Regions from separate parts of the Mus musculus genome. Here region 2 is linked to region 1. The links are chromatin loops, found by intact Hi-C in ENCODE. Cell type or tissue: gastrocnemius. All regions are shown on one strand. Each heading gives the region's core, and the rest is flanking DNA. Links, peaks and the distances in the headings are about the cores only.

Region 1 (8,407 bases), core at 301-8,300:
AGGGATGGTTCAATGTGTAAAGTCCTTGCTGTACAATCATAAGGTCCTAAGTTATTTTTTTTTAATTTTAAAGATTTATTTATTTATTATATGTGTTTACACTGTAGCTGTCTTCAGACACATCAGAAGAGGGCATCAGATTTTTGTTATGGATGGTTGTAAGCCACCATATGGTTGCTGGGATTTGAACTCAGGACCTTTGGAAGAGCAGTCAGTGCTCTTAACCGCTGAGCCATCTCACCAGCACCAGGTCCTAAGTTATGCAGAAGTCATCTGATGTTGCCTGTTGACTCCATACAGTAACACATGGACAAATCGATACTCACGTGGCACACACCAGCATATAATACACATACACACACACACACACACACACACACACACTATTTAAGATTTAGGCAGGTGTGGTGGCACACACTTGTAATTTCAGTACTCGGGCAACTGAGGGAAGACAATCGTGAGTTCAAGGCTAGTCTGGATTTCATAAGGTTCTCTCTCAAAAACAAACTGGAAGATGTTAAATAGGCAAGGCTATAGAGGTGGAGCACTTCCTTGCATGACCGAAGGCCTAGACTTGAGCCCCAACACCACAAATAAATGAAAGTGACCCATCACTGCACGCAGTCATATCACTGTCCTGCGAGGCACACAGCCCAGAAGCAGTTTGTTCCCTGTGTTGCGCATGAGCAGCACATGAAGTCACGGTGCATCTATAAAGACCCCATCTTAGCTTCCTGGGAATTGTCCAACCACAGGAGACTGGCTGGCTGTGTGTACTCTCGGCTGGGAGCTATAGCTGCACGAAAAGCAGGCATGTGAGTAGTGGTGGCAGCCTCTTGGCTATTGGAGCAGAAAGTAGCAGGAAGGCTTAAGAGGACAGAGTTAACACAGGCTCTAGGGTGAAGCTGGAATACCAGCTTCTTAGCATCACATCACCACCAACCAGATCACCACCAACCAGGAACCCAGATGCTTTGCTTTGCTTTGTGGTTCTTTTGGGTTTGTTTATTTTTTGTTGGTTTGGTTTGGTCTGTTAGTTTGTTTTTTGAGACAGAGACTCACTATGTAGCTAGCTGTCCTGCAACTCACTATATAGGGCACTGAACTTTTTTTTTCTCAAGATAAGATTTCTCTGTGTAGCCCTGGCTATCCTGGAACTCATTCTGTAGACCAGGCTGGCCTTGAATGTACAAAGATCTGTGTACCTCTGCCTCCCAAGTGCTGGGGTTAAAAGTATTCCCCACCACTGTGTTAAACTCTTGAGGATTTGAACTCACAGAGAACTGCTTGCCTCTGCCTCCCAAGTGCTAGGATGGCATGCACTGCCTTGCCTTCATTTTAAAAATACAAGATAGTGCTTCCTCTTTTATTGATCTCATTGGTTTGTGGTGCCAATCTTGAAAAATTGAGCGTACTGTCAAATATTCAGAATCACATTTCAAGATGCAGTCATGGGGCCTTTTTAATTATTATTATTTATTATATTATTTATTTTGTGTTTCTGTGTGTGTGATTATGTGCGCACGCCATCTGGGTGGAGTCGGAGGACAACTTTAGGGAATTGGTTCTCTCCTTCCACCATGCATGTTCCAGACTTTCACGTCAAGTGGTCTTACCCACTGAGCCATCTCACTGGCCTGGGACCTTTCCATCATCAAGTCCTGAGTAGGACGTGAAAATTCCCTGGGTGTGGTGGTGCACGCCTTTAATCCCAGCACTTGGGAGGCAGAGGCAGGCGGATTTTTGAGTTTAGGCCAGCCTGGTCTACAAAGTGAGTTCTAGGACAGCCAGGGCTACACAGAGAAACCCTGTCTCAAAAAAAAAAAAAAAGTGAAAATTCTCTCCAAAGACACATGACTTCATACATGGCAACTACTGAGCAACATGAGATGGAGAAGGTGGTTTTCCCTCCACAAAGTGGAGCCTAGTAGTTCCATGGTGACGATAGCCAGACACTGGTTACAGGGTGCCTGTGGACTGAGTTGCATTCCCCACAAAACTCAGGTTAAAGTCTTGACCCCAAGACTTCAGAATATGACTCACTGAGATTGTATTGCTGAGGGTGTAGTGAGTTAAGATGAGCCACGCTGGAGGCAGAGTGGCCCTGACCCCTGATCCTTGACCCTGCTTCTACTGTCCTTAGAGGGAAGGACACATAAATGCACAGGATGGCCATGTTGGTGGCAAGGCAGAGATACTAGAGTGACAAATTTACAAGCCCAGGAACACCAGATTCTGACAAGCCCTGGAACAGATCCGCTGCAGCCTTCAGATGCAGCACAGCTTTCCTCACAGTGTGATGTCAGGCTTTGGGCCTGCAGAGCAGGAGAGAATATAGTGCTGTTTGAACCTAGCTTATGGCCGGATGTTCCCGAAGAAGCTGTAAGAAACTCCTACAGAGACCGGGCAGTGGTGGCACACGCCTTTAATCCCAGCAAAGGCAGGCAGATTTCTGAGTTGGAGGCCAGCCTGGTCTACAGAGTGAGTTCCAGTACAACCAGGGCTACACAGAGAAACCCTGTCTTGAAAAACCAAAACAACAACAACAACAAAAAACGGATAAAGCTTAGCTGGGGCTAGCTCTCAGCAGGCTCTCGTTGGGCTCTCCTAATCGGTGTCCATTTGAAGATAAGGCTTCACTAGTGCGACCCCTTCTTAGGACCTTCTTTAATGGTGTGTCCTACTCAGGGTTCCTGTGGCTGTGACCAAAGCAAGTTGGGGAGGAAAGGGTTTATTTGGCTTACTCTTCCATGCCACTGGTCACCACTGAAGGAAGTCAGGCAGAGCAGGAACCTGGAAATGATGCAGAGACCATGAAGGGGTGCTGCTTACTGGCTTGCTCATTCTACTTTCTTATAGAACCCAGGACCACCCACAATGGGCTGTGCCTTCTCCCATTGATCGATAATGAAGAGAATGACCTACAGGTCTGTCTACAGCCTGATCCCATGGAGGCATTTTCTCAACTGAGGTTCCCTCCTCTCGGGTGACTTTAGTTTGTATCATGCTGACATAAAACTTTCCATCACATGGTCTTTTTTTTTTCCAGTATCAAACACCTGCCCCTTTATGAAAAGGTCACTCTCCAGTTCTCTGGAGTAACGATACTGATGTTCTTTCGGGCCCTTCCTGAGGGATGCCTGCCTCAGACTTGTCTTTCTCCTACAAAGCTGTCCTTCCATTAAAGGCCAAGTTCCCAGATCACAATGAGTAGGCAGAAGGCACAAGGCGATAGTGTTCATACTGGAAGTGACTGCCCAGGATGGCCCTGGTGCTGGCAGCTAGCAGTGGCTGCTTGCCTTTAGCCATGCTGTGGGATACCAAGTCTGAGCAGCAGATTGCCAACAAAACACATCTCCCCTCTGAGTTCTCACACACTGCAGTTCCCAAACTTGGCCCATGGCAGAACAGTTGGTTGAAGATCCTCCTGACCCTCCTGGGGCCCATGAGGTGAGCTGCCCCAAGGCTGGAGCACTGAGGACACCCGAGCAGCTCTGCTCACATTTCTGCCACAAGAATCAGAGGCTGATGAGGGGTAGATGGCCTTTGGGACGCACGGACCTCTCACCCCATCCCGTAGGCTTTTGTGAAGTCATATATGAAGCGCTTCTCAAACTGAGCACAGGAAAAACTGTAGACAGATGAGAGAAGAAAAAGCACTTATTCTCATCAATGGCCCCTTACTGGAAGCTTTCTTGTACTTTTCCCTAGGCTGGCAATCAAAAGAATACATTTGTCTCCAAGTACCAGCTAAGCAGGTCAGCAAGGCCTATCAGTTGCCCGGTTTTTGTTAAGTAAACAATAAACTTCAGAAGTGTGCTCTATAGTCAGGAACAGCCCATACCCCACCCACCTCCTCAAGTGTACCCTTGATCTTGGACACAATATCTGGCTGTGTCCCAACAACCAAAGCAGCCAGTACAGTTCCCAGAATCTGCCTGCAGACGAAAGCCTAGGTACAGCTTTGGAATAGAGTGATGGGCCAGGGCTCAGGAGGGAGAAGCCCTCACCAGCTCCTCGCTGTCAGCATTATAGAAAACTTTGAACTGAATGGTGAGGGTTGCCTAGCCTGCCCTACTGGGGAGCCGTGGAAGTCAGCAAAGGAAATGCTGCCTTCATGTTATTGCCTGGGAGCCTCCTTCAGGCCCCACTAGGAGCACCTAGGGACTATCTCTGGATAGCCAGGAGCTTGTGCTGCACCAAAGACTGACACCAAATTTACCACAGGCTTCCTCAGCACACAGTGATTGGCTGTGTGTGACATCCGTTTTACAGGCTCCCATCTGGCACATGTGATGTGGGAACATTACTCATAATCTAGGGCAGATCAGAAGGGTAGCTCTTATGTTTCAGTTGTCACCTCGGGGATCCTAAGAGGGAGAAGATGTAGCCGGCTTGAGGCCAGAAGAGGCTCTTAGCCAGCTTGGTGTCACAGATGTGAGGCAGCATGGGGTGACCAGGCTTTTCCGTGCTTCACAGAGGTTCTCGCCAGGTTTCCTGGCCTGGCTACTGTGCTGTTCATTGCCAGAGAGGGGGAATCAGCCAGTCATCATAATAGCGGGGAGGCTGGGTGGTGCAGAGAACCGAGATGGCCCTTCCCGTCCGGGGTAAGAGCTGGGGTGAGCTCAGGCTGGGCTAGAAGGTTACAGCCACAGGCTGCACATTCAGCCAGTCTGGCTAAAAACGAGCACTGGCAAGCTGGGGCTCAGGGTAAGAGACATGAGAACTTCGTTCTAGGAGTGAAAAAACAATTTACAGCAACTTAAGAAGCTCTAGTTGGGCTAGTGAGGTGCCTCAGTGGGTGAGGATGCTTACTGCTAAACCTGAAGACCCGAGCTTGATCCCCAGGACCCATTGTGGAAGGAGAGGACCAACTCTCCAAAGCTGTCTTCTGACTTCCATGTGCAGGCTGTGGCATGTATACACACACACACACACACACACACACACACACACACACACACACACATAGAGAATGTAATTTTAGAAGGGTGGGATGGATGGATGGGATGTTAGCGCTGTAGTGAGAGGATCTTTGAGATAATGCAGGCCTAGAACAGACCCAACGTAGCTCAGCCTCGGAAGGGCTGCACTTGTCAGTGGAGGGAAGGGGTGCTCCCTAACGGTACTTCCTGAAACCCACATGCCTGGGAAGTAGGCAGACAGACGTGAATGGAACGGGCTGAATGGGCTGAACATGTCATGGGATGAGGGGACAGAAGTGCAGGGGGCAGGGCAGTGTCTGAGGGCTGAGCCTCTGCTGAGCATTTTACTAGGAAGTTTGTCTTTTCCTTTAATTCTACCATAAATATTTCTACCCCATAGAGATCCCTTAGAAACAAAATCTGAATGCATGTCATGTAACATGCTTTAATGTGCTGAGTCATTTTCTTGCCAGGTTGTTAGATTGTTCACAAGCATGGTTAAAATGGTGTGGCTAGGAAGCTGGAGAGGTTGCTCAGCAATTCAGAGCACTTCTTGCTCCTGCCACTCTTGCAGAGGACCTGGGTTCAGTCCCCAGCGCCGCACGGCTGCTCACATCCATCTGTCATGCAATTCCTGGTATTCAGCGCCATCTTCTGGCCTCTGTGGATAGTGCATACATGTGGTGCATATACATATTTGCAGTCAAAACACTCATACATATAACATAAAAATAATCTTTTTTTAAATGTGGTGTTGGACACATGTGTGTCTCTTCCTCAGAAGATTGGCTCGGATCTCCTGTGCTGGGTCTTCCTTGGCTTATGACCAGAGAGGCTGGTAACTGAGCCTCAGTTTGCACTGATGGGTACTGGAACATCTCTGGGCATGCAGAGCTGCTTTTTCTTTCCTTTTTGCTCTGAGTGTCAGTTTTCCCTGCACCTCATGCTGTCCCAGGCCTAGGGGCTCTGCTCACCTGACCTGTTTGGATGCTTTCTGTTGCAACTGTAGTTCCTGTTTTCAGCTGTGTTCTACCCAGTGAATTGTCTTACTGTTCTAAAACTTCATAGAAGTCATAAAGTCAGGGCTGGAGAGTTGGCCCAGTGGTTAAGAGCATTGACTGTTCTTCCAGAGGATCTAGGTTCAATTACCAGAACCTACATGGCAGCTCATAGCTGTCTGTAACTTCAGTTCCAGAGGATCCAACAACCTCACATAGACATATATCTAGGCAAAAAACCAATGCACAAAAAATTAAAATAAATAAATCTTGGCCGGGCAGTGGTAGCACACACCTTTAATCCCAGCACTTGGGAGGCAGAGGCAGGTGGATTTCTGAGTTTGAGGCCAGCCTGGTCTACAAAGTGAGTTCCAGGACAGCCAGGGCTATACAGAGAAACCCTGTCTCAAAATAATAATAATAAAAATAAACAAATCAGTCAGTCAGTCAATCTTTTTTAAAAATTAAAAGATTTCATAAAGCCTTTGGTGCAGTAAATATAGGCATGTGACTGAACTGTCACCCCCCCCCCCAGAGCTCCCCTGACACTCTTCCTCCTTCCTGACCCGGTGACCCTTGTCTGTGTCTGAGAAGCCAACTACCGAGTGACCCTGTCATTCATGTAGTGCCTCACAAATCGACATGGCCCTCGAGGCATACAGGAGGCTCATTGTGTTGTAGGGACTTTCCCCTGGGGAAACAAACAAGCTTCTACCTCCTCCACCTAGTGCTTGATGACAAACCAAAGTATGATTCTTCCAGAGCCCAGCTGGAGGACCCGAGAGTTTATTGGGCTTTCTCACAATCATGCCTGAGTGGCTACCTACAGGCACATGGGGAACTCTAGAGCAATCATACCACCAATTTAGCCCCAGAGTGGACGATGACTTTCCCATGGCTGTACAGATAGAAGCCCCTGCCGTCAGTTAACCTCCTACAGTCTATGTACACACTGACACATCTCTAGGCGTGTGTAGTTAGGACAAGACTGCATACTACTGGGTTCGAGGAGGAGAGGCCAGAATGTGAGGTGAGGGTCTTCATTCCCACCTTCGAGAAAGTGTCATCAGTTGACAAGCCTGATCTTGATCTTGAGGGGGTCTCTTTCAAATAAGCAGCTTTTCTGATAAAGATGGTGGCTGTTGCAGTGAGAGGGTAGTGTTCTACAACACACTGCAGTTTTGGAGGAGAGGATATGGCTCCAAGCTGAGCTGGAACAAAGGACCTCATCTTTTGTGTCCCTGATAATTCTCCCTTGCTGCATGTATGGTTGACAGGTACCTCCTCAGCAGCATGAAGGAGAAATAAGGGCAGATTCTCCATCTACTGAGATCCAGAGGCTACAGGAACAGAATGCAGGTCTGCGGAACGCTGTTTCACAGATGAGGAGAGAGATGGAGATGCTGAGCGGTCATCTCCCCCCTGCCCAGCCAGAAGAGTGTTCAAATGCAGACCCTGATCCCAAGGCTGGAGGAGACTCCACCCCTCCAGGTGAGCTGGGAGAGATGGAGGCAAAAAGGAGTGAACGGCGGGGACACGGGGACCTCTAGGCAGTCAGGCTGGGCAGGACGTGGCAGTGCCAGTAGGGTTGCCGGGCAGGCCTTCCTCAGGAGGAGCATCTTATGGGAGAACTGAGTTGGCATCCCCACCTATGTCTTGTTCTTAGCGGGCACCATGATTGCTTCTAAGGGACCAGTACCTGATATGGGAGTTATTCCCCTCCATTCAGCAAGCCTATAGGAGTGGAGGCAGGCAAATTCTCACTCCCGATCCCAAAGCCTTCCTAGAAGACATGGAGGCTAAGCTGAGAAGTGAAAGTCGGTCCAGAGAGTCCCGGGGAGTGCAGAGAGATCAGGGGCAGAGGAGAGCCCGTGAGCCCTGAAGCTTTGGCAGTAAGACAATGGTGTAAGTGTGCCTGTGAGTGTGTGTTGTGTTGTTCCCTCGTGTCTTGGCAGATTATGTTCTGACCCTTGAAGCAGAAATGCAAAATCTAAAGCATAAACTTAAGGCATTGGAGGAACAACTACAAAGCACAGAAGAGCCAGTGAAGACGTCCGTGGCCACTGCTGATCCACACCATGGTGTCCACAGCTCTGCAGCAGCAGCTGGTGAGAGTCCCTGGCTGCCTGAACCTTATTCTCTGTCCCAGTCACACTGACTGCGTGAAAATTAAGATATATGGTCGGTGGTGGCACACTTTAATCCCAGCACTCAGGAGGCAGAGGCAGGCGGATTTCTGACTTCGAGGCCAGCCTGGTCTACAGAGTGAGTTCCAGGATAGCCAGGGCTACACAGAGAAACCCTGTTTCAACAAAACAACACAACAACAACAACAACAAAAAATGAATAAAGAAAACTGAGATAAATTCCCTCAGGCAAGTCTTCCAAATGCAGGCATAGCTAGCTGCCCAGTCTTTGCCATCATCAGACGCTGTAGTCTCCAGAACAGGGGCTCCTGGGAGTTTCTAGTGTCAGGTGGGAGCT
Region 2 (8,407 bases), core at 184-8,183, 66 kb after region 1:
CTCTCAATGGGGTAGCCTGGCTTGAATGGGAGGGGGGGCCACCTGCTACCGCCGCCACCCCCCCCCCCCCAGCCCTTAGGAAACAGTCACAGCATCTCAGGGTGTTTTGGTTTTTGCTTTCTTTTGTTTCCATAGCCCAGATTTCTGTGTGCTAGGGGAGAGGCAGGCCTAGGATCAGTTGAAAATATGTGAAGCCCATGCCCACACACACCTCTTGCACCCTAGTCAGGACCCAACACAGTTGCTGCCACTGGCTAGTGCTAGGTCACTATGGAGGGCCTGCTGGCCTGTATAGGCTCTCACAAAGAAAAACAGAATATGAGTCCCTACAGGTTGTTATGACATGACCAACTCTGAGCACATACCCTTCCCATGTTCCTAACCTACATCTTTTTCTACTTCTTGCCTGTAGAGTGTCCAGCACCTTCAAGACCCAGCTGTTTCCAAAAGGTCAACCGGAGCCCTGTCCCCATACAAAAGGCCTTTGCTGTCAAAGGGCTAAAGATGGAAGCTCAGCCAAAAGCCACACCCCCCAGACCCAGCAAGTCTCACCCAGCTAAACCTACAAACTGCCAGCAGCAGCGGCCCTCTAGGATCCGCAACTACAACCTCAAGGACTAAGTCTCAGCCTCCTGCAGGAGACTGCACAGGGGCTCCACCTTGTACGTGGGGCCTGTGGTTATACAAGTTGGGAGTGAGAATACACATGGTATACAGGTGGGTTGTGAGCACAGGACAGCATCCCAAATGATGGCCTTTCTGATGCTAAAGAGCAATTAAAGCCTCCTCCATCTGTTTGGCCTGTGAAGTTGTCTGTCTTGTCCTACTTGGGGAATGCAGGCTGGATCCTGGGCTGGCCTCTGCCCCCTGCCTGTCACCACCCACAGCCACTGTGCACTCGCCCTGTCGGTGACACTGTCCTCCAGAGCCTGGTGGGCAGAATAGAGTGGCCACCTGCAAAGTATGTCCCCAAGGAACACTGTATGAGAGGTCCTCCCGGGAGCATGGGCCTGGCCACCCAGAGGCCCAGTCTCGGAACCAGACCCATCTGCCTACTGAAAACCTCATGAGACCTGCCTGACCACTTCCTGTCCATAGCATGACTTAAAGAGGCCCATGGCCTTAGCCTTGCTGGGTATCAGACACACAGGGCTGCAGGGTCCAGGCAGCTCCCAGGTCCAGGTTGTTGTGTGTCCTTGACTAATCATGTGACTCTTGCAGCTTCATTTTTGCATCTCTGTGTGTAAAATCCTGACAGTGATTCCAGGCTGGCTGGCTCACATGGTGGGCCATCACAACATTACAGGGAAGCCCACACTCAGTAATGTGGTCTTGGATGCCAGTTGAATAACTCAGGCCTAGGTAGCAGACATCTGCAGATCACTCCTGCTGTGGGTCTGTAGTAGGTAGCTCTCAAGGTGCATATGCAAAGAGAGAGCCATAGGATGCTTTTACAAGAGCCCACCTAGGTACACTGTGCTGTTTTCACGACTGGCAGGGGCCATGGCAGGCCATCCTGACGTGGCTCTCTCATATCCACATCTGGCAATCCACTTTGTTTGTCACGTGTTTCTGAGATGTAGCCATGCAACTTCCTTTGGTGAAAAGATGATCAGAGAAGTTTGCTCTGCCCTCAGCATCCTGCTCTGTGCACGGCCCAGACTCTGCATCCCTGGGTTACATCTCCTCCAGCTGAGACCCTGACAGCTGCAGAGGGCAGAGCTCTGCTGACCACTTAGGGTTGGCCAGCAGCCTGGCCAGTGAGAAGGCAAACATGACCTATCTCAAGGCACCAGGAGCTGGGGTGGGACTGCTCTGGCTAGTATGTGTACAGGCCTTTTGTAAAACTTTCCTAGGCTGGCCCTGAAACCCAAAGACACCCACAAAGGCATAGGGGCAAAATGGGAGAGCTTGGGGGCAAGCCAGCTTATGGGCAGAATACACCTGCCAGTCCTATAGGCTGCCCTTCAGGGTCCCTGCTTAGCCTCCTTCCACAGAAAGCCTGGGTGGATAGCCAAGTTGGAGAAGCTAGAAGCCAGGGTTGACAAGCAAGGCTCTGAGGCTCTGGCTTTTGCTATAGACTTGCAGTCAAGGACCACTGACACTAGCCCCCTTCCCCCTCCCCCCCACTCCCGGGCCATTACCCCATAAGGAGGTCAGTCTTAGTGGCCTGGGCCTGTAGTGGAAGGACAGGAGGGAAGGGAACAACCTCTCTAGGCACTCAAGGGACCCAACCCTGAGAAGTCTGTGTCTTTTTGGACGGTGAGTTTTGTCATCCCCCGCCCCCAAATTCGATAACCCTTTGAAAAGAGGAATTTAAAGGGAGGGAGGGAGAGGGTCCCGGAAACTCAGGGAGGCGCGCAGCAGCTCCTTTGTTCCCACCAGGCGGGGGAGGGGTGGTATCCCGCTCGCCAGATGGCCGCGCCTGGACACTGAGCGGACTCCGGAGGCCGCCACACGCGCCCGTCAGTGTTCCCTATCCTGCCTACTGCTCCCGTCCCTGCCCGCATCCTGGTCTCCAAGGTGGCCACAGAGGGTGGGAGTCCGAGAAAGCTGGGCCACGATGACCGGTAGTAACCCCGCCTGAGGCGCCCTCCGCCAGGGTCAACGACCGCGCTTGCGCGGGGGCCCGCGAAGTGCTTTGCCGCTGTTGCCGGCCCATCACCCTATTGCCTAGCAACGCCCACCCGCGCGCCGCCATTGGGCCACCGAGAACGGCCTCGGTGTCCAATTGGTTTCGATGTGGAGCAGGCCACGCCCCTCGGTTCCGCGCGCGCTACGATCGCGGCGTGGAATCGCAGCGACACGGACCTGTCCCCCCGCGTGGCCCTGGTGTCCTCCTCAGTGCAGAGTTTCCAGTGTGACCAAGCACGCCCGACCCACACTGCGCGCGCACAGTGCACACCTGGCACCGGCCGCGAGGGGGTGGGGGTGGGAGGACAGAGATGAGGGCGTCGGGATGAGCCCCGCGTGGCCCGCGCGAGGCCGGGGGCGGGGACGGAAGCAGGCGGGGGCTGCGCGTTCCTTGTGCTCCAGCGCGCGCCCGTGCAGGGTCCCGGCTGGGGGCGGCGCGCGCGGGCATCACCCCACCGGCGGCGGCGCGCCGGGTCCCGGGGCGCAGCCCCGACGCTCATTGGCCTGGGCGGCGCAGCCAAGCTGTCAGCCCATGTGGCGTGGCCGCGCGGGGATGGCCGCGGTTTAAATAGCGCCGGCGCGGCCTAGAGGGAGCCAGAGAGACGGCAGCGGCGTCCCGTCCAGTTCGCCTGCCGCGCTCCTCGCTTGTCGTCTGCCTCCAGAGCCCAGACAGGTACGCCGCTGCGTTCGGGGTTCCGGGGCGGCAGGCCGGTGTCGGGATGCCACGGCTCCAGTGGAAGGATAGGCGGGCGCCCATCCTCGGCACCCCTGCGCTCACAAAAGCGCCGCCGCGCCCCTCCGACAGCCAGCCACCGGGCTGAGCTCCGCGATCAGGCCGAGAGGGGCGCGGGAGGGGTGTGCGGAGAGCCAGCGCGGCGGGCCGCTGTCACGTGGGCGCCGCGCCAACCGGGTGCAGGAGTCTGGGCGCCTCGTGGATGGGGCCGGGGCCTTCACTCGCACTGGGCGGCTTTGGCAGGGCGCAGGAGGCCGCGGTGGTACCCGGGCTTCAGCTTGGAGAAGGCAGATGCGGGTCTGGGTGCGCACGAGGCCCCAGGGGCCTCAGCGGAAGTCATCAGACCATCCAGGCCTCACCGGCTGGGTGGCACGGAAGCCTTCTCGTTGGACTACGGTTGCAAGGCCTGAACTGCCCTGGGCAAGTGCCTTAGGGACAGGAGGATCTAGCAGATCCTTCTGCTGCCTCGGCCAGGTTACAAAGTGTTCGACCAGATGGCGAGAGGCTTCACCTTTCCCCTAACCGCACCAAGCTGAGAGTAGTATTCCAGGTCGGACCTTGCTGAAAGGGTCCATTGGCAGGGGATCGGTTTGCCTCAGCCCTGCTAGGCCTGGGCACTCACTAGTTGTCGGGCCTGTTCCCTCTGGGTCCTAACCAAGCCTGGCGTCCTGGCTGGCACTGAACGGCAGTCAGTCTCCACCCTCTTCGTGAAAGGGAAGCGCGCTGGCTTCCCCGTGGCTTAAGGTGAGAGTGCCCCAGACCCTGTTTCTTGAAGCCCCACTTCTGTTTGCAAGTTCCTGATTTGACTAGCCTGGGATGGAGCATCCAGTAGGCAACTGGAGATCCTATGGTCCCAGGTAGCTCTGGCAAAACATGGTAGGGTCAGGCCAGGTCAAGTGTCTACCCTGGAAGGGCTGACAATCTCAGAAGTAGCTATCAGTGCAAGGAGACCTAAGCACTCAGCTCATCCGTTGTTTACAGCTGAGTTCTGCTAGTTTCCACTGGGGGCTTTCTGAGCCCTTGCTCTCAGAAAGTCTTGAGGTGTGCTACCTGTGGATTTAGGTGGCTGTAGCTGGGAATGACTGTGAGAGACCCACCATGCTATCTTCCCCCACAGAGAAGAGCCATGGAGGAGGTGGTGATAGCCGGTATGTCGGGGAAGTTGCCCGAGTCAGAGAACCTACAGGAGTTCTGGGCCAACCTCATTGGTGGTGTGGACATGGTCACAGATGATGACAGGAGATGGAAGGCTGGTGAGTGTCCCCTCGGGATCATGCAGCAGGATGGTCTGAGAGTTTATGACCAAGGCACTTCTGGAGACAGGGAACTCCCTGTAGAGCTAGCTGTGAGGTTGAGAACCGGTCAGAATGAAAAGGGACAGGTGACTTGGTTGATCCCTCGTGGAGGACACCAAAGGTGGATCATAGAAGGGGGCTGGCCCTTTGGATATCTCATCTGCAGCCTGTGCCCTGAGCTGGCAGATGGTGTCTAAGATGACTCTCACACCCAATGGGCTCTAACAGAGCCACAGAGCAGCTCTACCTGATGGACAGGTGTGAGTCAGCATTGGGCTGGCCTGGCCAGCCTGGGAGCAGGCAGAGGGTCTCCCAGTCGCCAGCCTCACCTCCTACAGGGTTGGCTCTGGGTCACCCACATGTGGCTGTTTTGGGACTCCTCACTAGCAGTGAGTCTGGGTCACTCTCTGGGAGCCTGGCTTCAGAGGCTGTGATGTTCCTCAGGGCTCTATGGATTACCCAAGCGGTCTGGAAAGCTGAAGGATCTCTCCAAGTTCGACGCCTCCTTTTTTGGGGTCCACCCCAAGCAGGCACACACAATGGACCCCCAGCTTCGGCTGCTGTTGGAAGTCAGCTATGAAGCAATTGTGGATGGAGGTGGGTTGTTGGGGAATTCCTACCCTTTTTAGAACATACTGTAATGAGGGCTGGGGACATAGTTCAGTGGTAGCGCAACTTGTCTAGTGTGTGCAAGAACCTGGACTTCATTCCTGGTACTGTTAAAAGGAAAAGGAGATGCAACAATAATATCTTTTTGGCTCTTGAGACATCAAGGGCTCAGAGACAGGCCTGGCATGGGTCTCTCTAGCTATGTCCCCAATCCTGATACAGGGCCGGTGGCTCAGGAGGCGGGGGCCCTGAGCAGGGCACAGTTTCACAACCGCACACTAGAAGTGTCCCAGGCGCGCCCTGTTACCCTAGTTTCCTCACTCCCCAATGTCTGGTTGTTCTTGGGCTGAGGGCGGGGCTTACAGCAGGTAGCTCTGCAGGGGCTCAGCCTCGAGCTTTGGCAACAACCCTGTCCCACTGGCTGTCTCTTATTCTGGATCCTACTGCTTGGGACATGGATGTGCCCCCAGGGATAGAAGGCCCTATAGTGGGCAGCGAGTGTGGGTTGGTATGGTGGGGGTGCGCTTCAGGTTGGGAGATGTTAATTAGCCCTATACTTGATAGACAGCTTGATGCACAACTGCCCTGGGGTATGGTATAAGACCAGCGAGCCCTTGGTGAAAATGAAGGCCCTCACCTCGGACCTGTCTGGCTGCCCAGGCTCTATCAAAGGCTGGGCACAGCTCCCAGGGGGTTACCCACGGTCCTCTGCTTTCCCGGCTTGGACACTTGGCCTTTGTGTTCCTGTATCTCCTTATCACAGCCTGTCCCAGGGCAGGCTGCCCTTGGCACTAGAGAACTCATTGGCCAGCAGCCTCTTGAGACCCACCAGTAACACCAGAGGCCAAGGGAGTTGCCTTCAGACAATGCTGTTCTCTGTCTTTCCTATGGCCTCCTATGGGTTGCTGCCTGACCCAGACCTTAGAGGTTCACTGTGGCCCCTGATGGCATCTCTCTCACCCAAGCCTGTGTGGCTCTTGCTGCCCCCGGCAGGTATCAACCCAGCCTCACTCCGAGGAACGAACACTGGCGTCTGGGTGGGTGTGAGTGGTTCAGAGGCATCCGAGGCCCTTAGCAGAGATCCCGAGACGCTTCTGGGCTACAGCATGGTGGGCTGCCAGCGTGCAATGATGGCCAACCGGCTCTCTTTCTTCTTCGACTTCAAAGGTGGGTGGGCAGCCCAGCCTTGGGCACGGGCCCAGCTGCATGAGTGCATTCACCTAGACAACCCTTTAGGACTTCCTTATTCCTGGGGGAACGCTGAGTGGGGTACTCAAGGCCCCAGCGGGGTGCGGGGGGTGCGGTGTGGGACAGCATCTGCCCTTGTCCACAGGACCAAGCATTGCCCTGGACACAGCCTGCTCCTCCAGCTTGCTGGCACTACAGAATGCCTACCAGGCCATCCGTAGTGGGGAATGCCCCGCGGCCCTTGTGGGTGGGATCAACCTGCTCCTGAAGCCGAACACCTCTGTGCAGTTCATGAAGCTGGGCATGCTCAGCCCGGACGGCACCTGCAGATCCTTTGATGATTCAGGTAAGGGTGGCCTGGGGAGCGATCATTAGGCTCTGCTTTGCAGGGCTCCAGCCTGTACCCTGAGTGTGGTGTCTTGGCTTCTGATGGGCGCACACATGTATAGACTCACAACACACACACCCCATCACCCCAGAGCACCTAGCTGAGGTGTTGACCTACCCTAGGGAGTGGATATTGTCGCTCTGAGGCTGTTGTAGCAGTTCTGCTGACTAAGAAGTCCCTGGCTCGGCGGGTCTATGCCACGATTCTGAATGCCGGCACCAATACAGATGGCAGCAAGGAGCAAGGTGGGCATGGAGGGAAAAGAAAGAGCATGGATCATAAGAAATGGGGAAGAGGGGCATGCAAGGCTTCATACCATACCGTACCACTACCCATCTACCGTAGGTGTAACATTCCCCTCTGGAGAAGTCCAAGAACAACTCATCTGCTCTCTGTATCAGCCAGCTGGTCTGGCCCCGGAGTCGCTTGAGTATATTGAAGCCCATGGCACGGGCACCAAGGTGAAAGCCCTTTCTGACCCATACCTGTGACTCCTCTACCCTTGTTAGAGGTCCTTCCGGCTGCAGCCTTAACCTACTCTGTCCCCTGCAGGTGGGTGACCCCCAGGAACTGAATGGCATTACTCGGTCCCTGTGCGCCTTCCGCCAGGCCCCTCTGTTAATTGGCTCCACCAAATCCAACATGGGACACCCTGAGCCTGCCTCTGGGCTTGCAGCCCTGACCAAGGTGAGCAGACTGGGCTCTGGGTCAAGAGTCCCTGTTATGTGGATAGCTGTGTAGTGTAACCATTACTTGGCCTACCTTGGGGCTCCTGCCTGCCTACCAGCTGGCCCTTTGACTGTACCGTGGGAGCATGGGGCTACCCTTATGGCACGTTCCCTGTGGTAGATGTGCCGACTTATATAGCTTCTGGCCAAAGGGAAAATTTGGTTGCAAAAAGGAAAGGTACAGTTCTGAAGAAGTATCTAGGCCTCCTTCTGAGGTGAGGGAGGATTGAGCCAACATCTGCTATGGCGTGCCCTTTCCTGCTGGGTGACCTTGCACACCTGCCTGTCCACTTGTTGGGACCTTCAGCTTGCTTCTACATTGGGGGATGTGTGGTTGTCTCGATGACCCATCTGTTTGGGCTTCTGGGCCTGGCTTGGGGGGGTTGTGTGTTCAGGCCTACGGCTCCTCAACTTGGAGACATGCACCCTAGATGACACAAAAAAACAAGGTCAGAGGACAAGGGTCTTGGTGCTCAGTACCACACACAGGTCACGGGCCCAGGGGAGGTAGATAGCCACACTTGGTGGGAACAGCTGCCCAGTAACTGTGTTCTATTGCAGGTGCTGTTATCCCTGGAGCATGGGGTCTGGGCCCCTAACCTGCACTTCCACAACCCCAACCCTGAGATCCCAGCACTTCTTGATGGGCGGCTGCAGGTGGTCGATAGGCCCCTGCCTGTTCGTGGTGGCAACGTGGGCATCAACTCATTTGGCTTCGGAGGCTCCAATGTTCATGTCATCCTCCAGCCCAACACACGGCAGGCCCCTGCGCCCACTGCACACGCTGCCCTTCCCCATTTGCTGCACGCCAGTGGACGCACCTTAGAGGCAG

Evidence for each region. A loop is a pair of places that touch in the nucleus more often than their neighbours do. Peaks named below come from ENCODE experiments on the same cell type or tissue, not always from the same donor. Only the 100,000 strongest peaks of a DNase experiment are listed, where the experiment ranks them.
Region 2: a loop joins it to region 1, with 2.1 times the contacts of the local background. A loop is called at or near these places in 11 of 42 quality-filtered maps.

Annotation. Positions count from the first base shown.
Region 1 is chr11:120,884,857-120,893,263 of GRCm38, reverse strand. Ccdc57 (coiled-coil domain containing 57) reads left to right here. Exons shown (of 19, transcript NM_027745.1): 11 at 7,201-7,414; 12 at 7,879-8,031. Among named protein-coding and RNA genes, the nearest start is that of A430102A20Rik, 44 kb to the left of the region's middle. In gastrocnemius, for the core only: a CTCF peak has its summit at 5,576 (motif pointing left); DNase peaks (open chromatin) are centred at 3,326, 3,964, 4,475 and 5,557; H3K27ac peaks cover 1,565 bases.
Region 2 is chr11:120,818,930-120,827,336 of GRCm38, reverse strand. It overlaps Fasn (fatty acid synthase), which reads left to right and starts at 2,790. Exons shown (of 43, transcript NM_007988.3): 1 at 2,790-3,307; 2 at 4,485-4,620; 3 at 5,107-5,259; 4 at 6,265-6,438; 5 at 6,605-6,805; 6 at 6,970-7,092; 7 at 7,193-7,308; 8 at 7,400-7,534; 9 at 8,137-8,407. The coding sequence starts at 4,494. It overlaps Ccdc57 (coiled-coil domain containing 57), which reads left to right. Exons shown (of 19, transcript NM_027745.1): 19 at 413-795. The coding sequence ends at 621. In gastrocnemius, for the core only: a CTCF peak has its summit at 3,222; DNase peaks (open chromatin) are centred at 4,972, 5,648, 6,494, 7,571 and 5 more places; H3K4me3 peaks cover 3,516 bases; H3K27ac peaks cover 4,539 bases.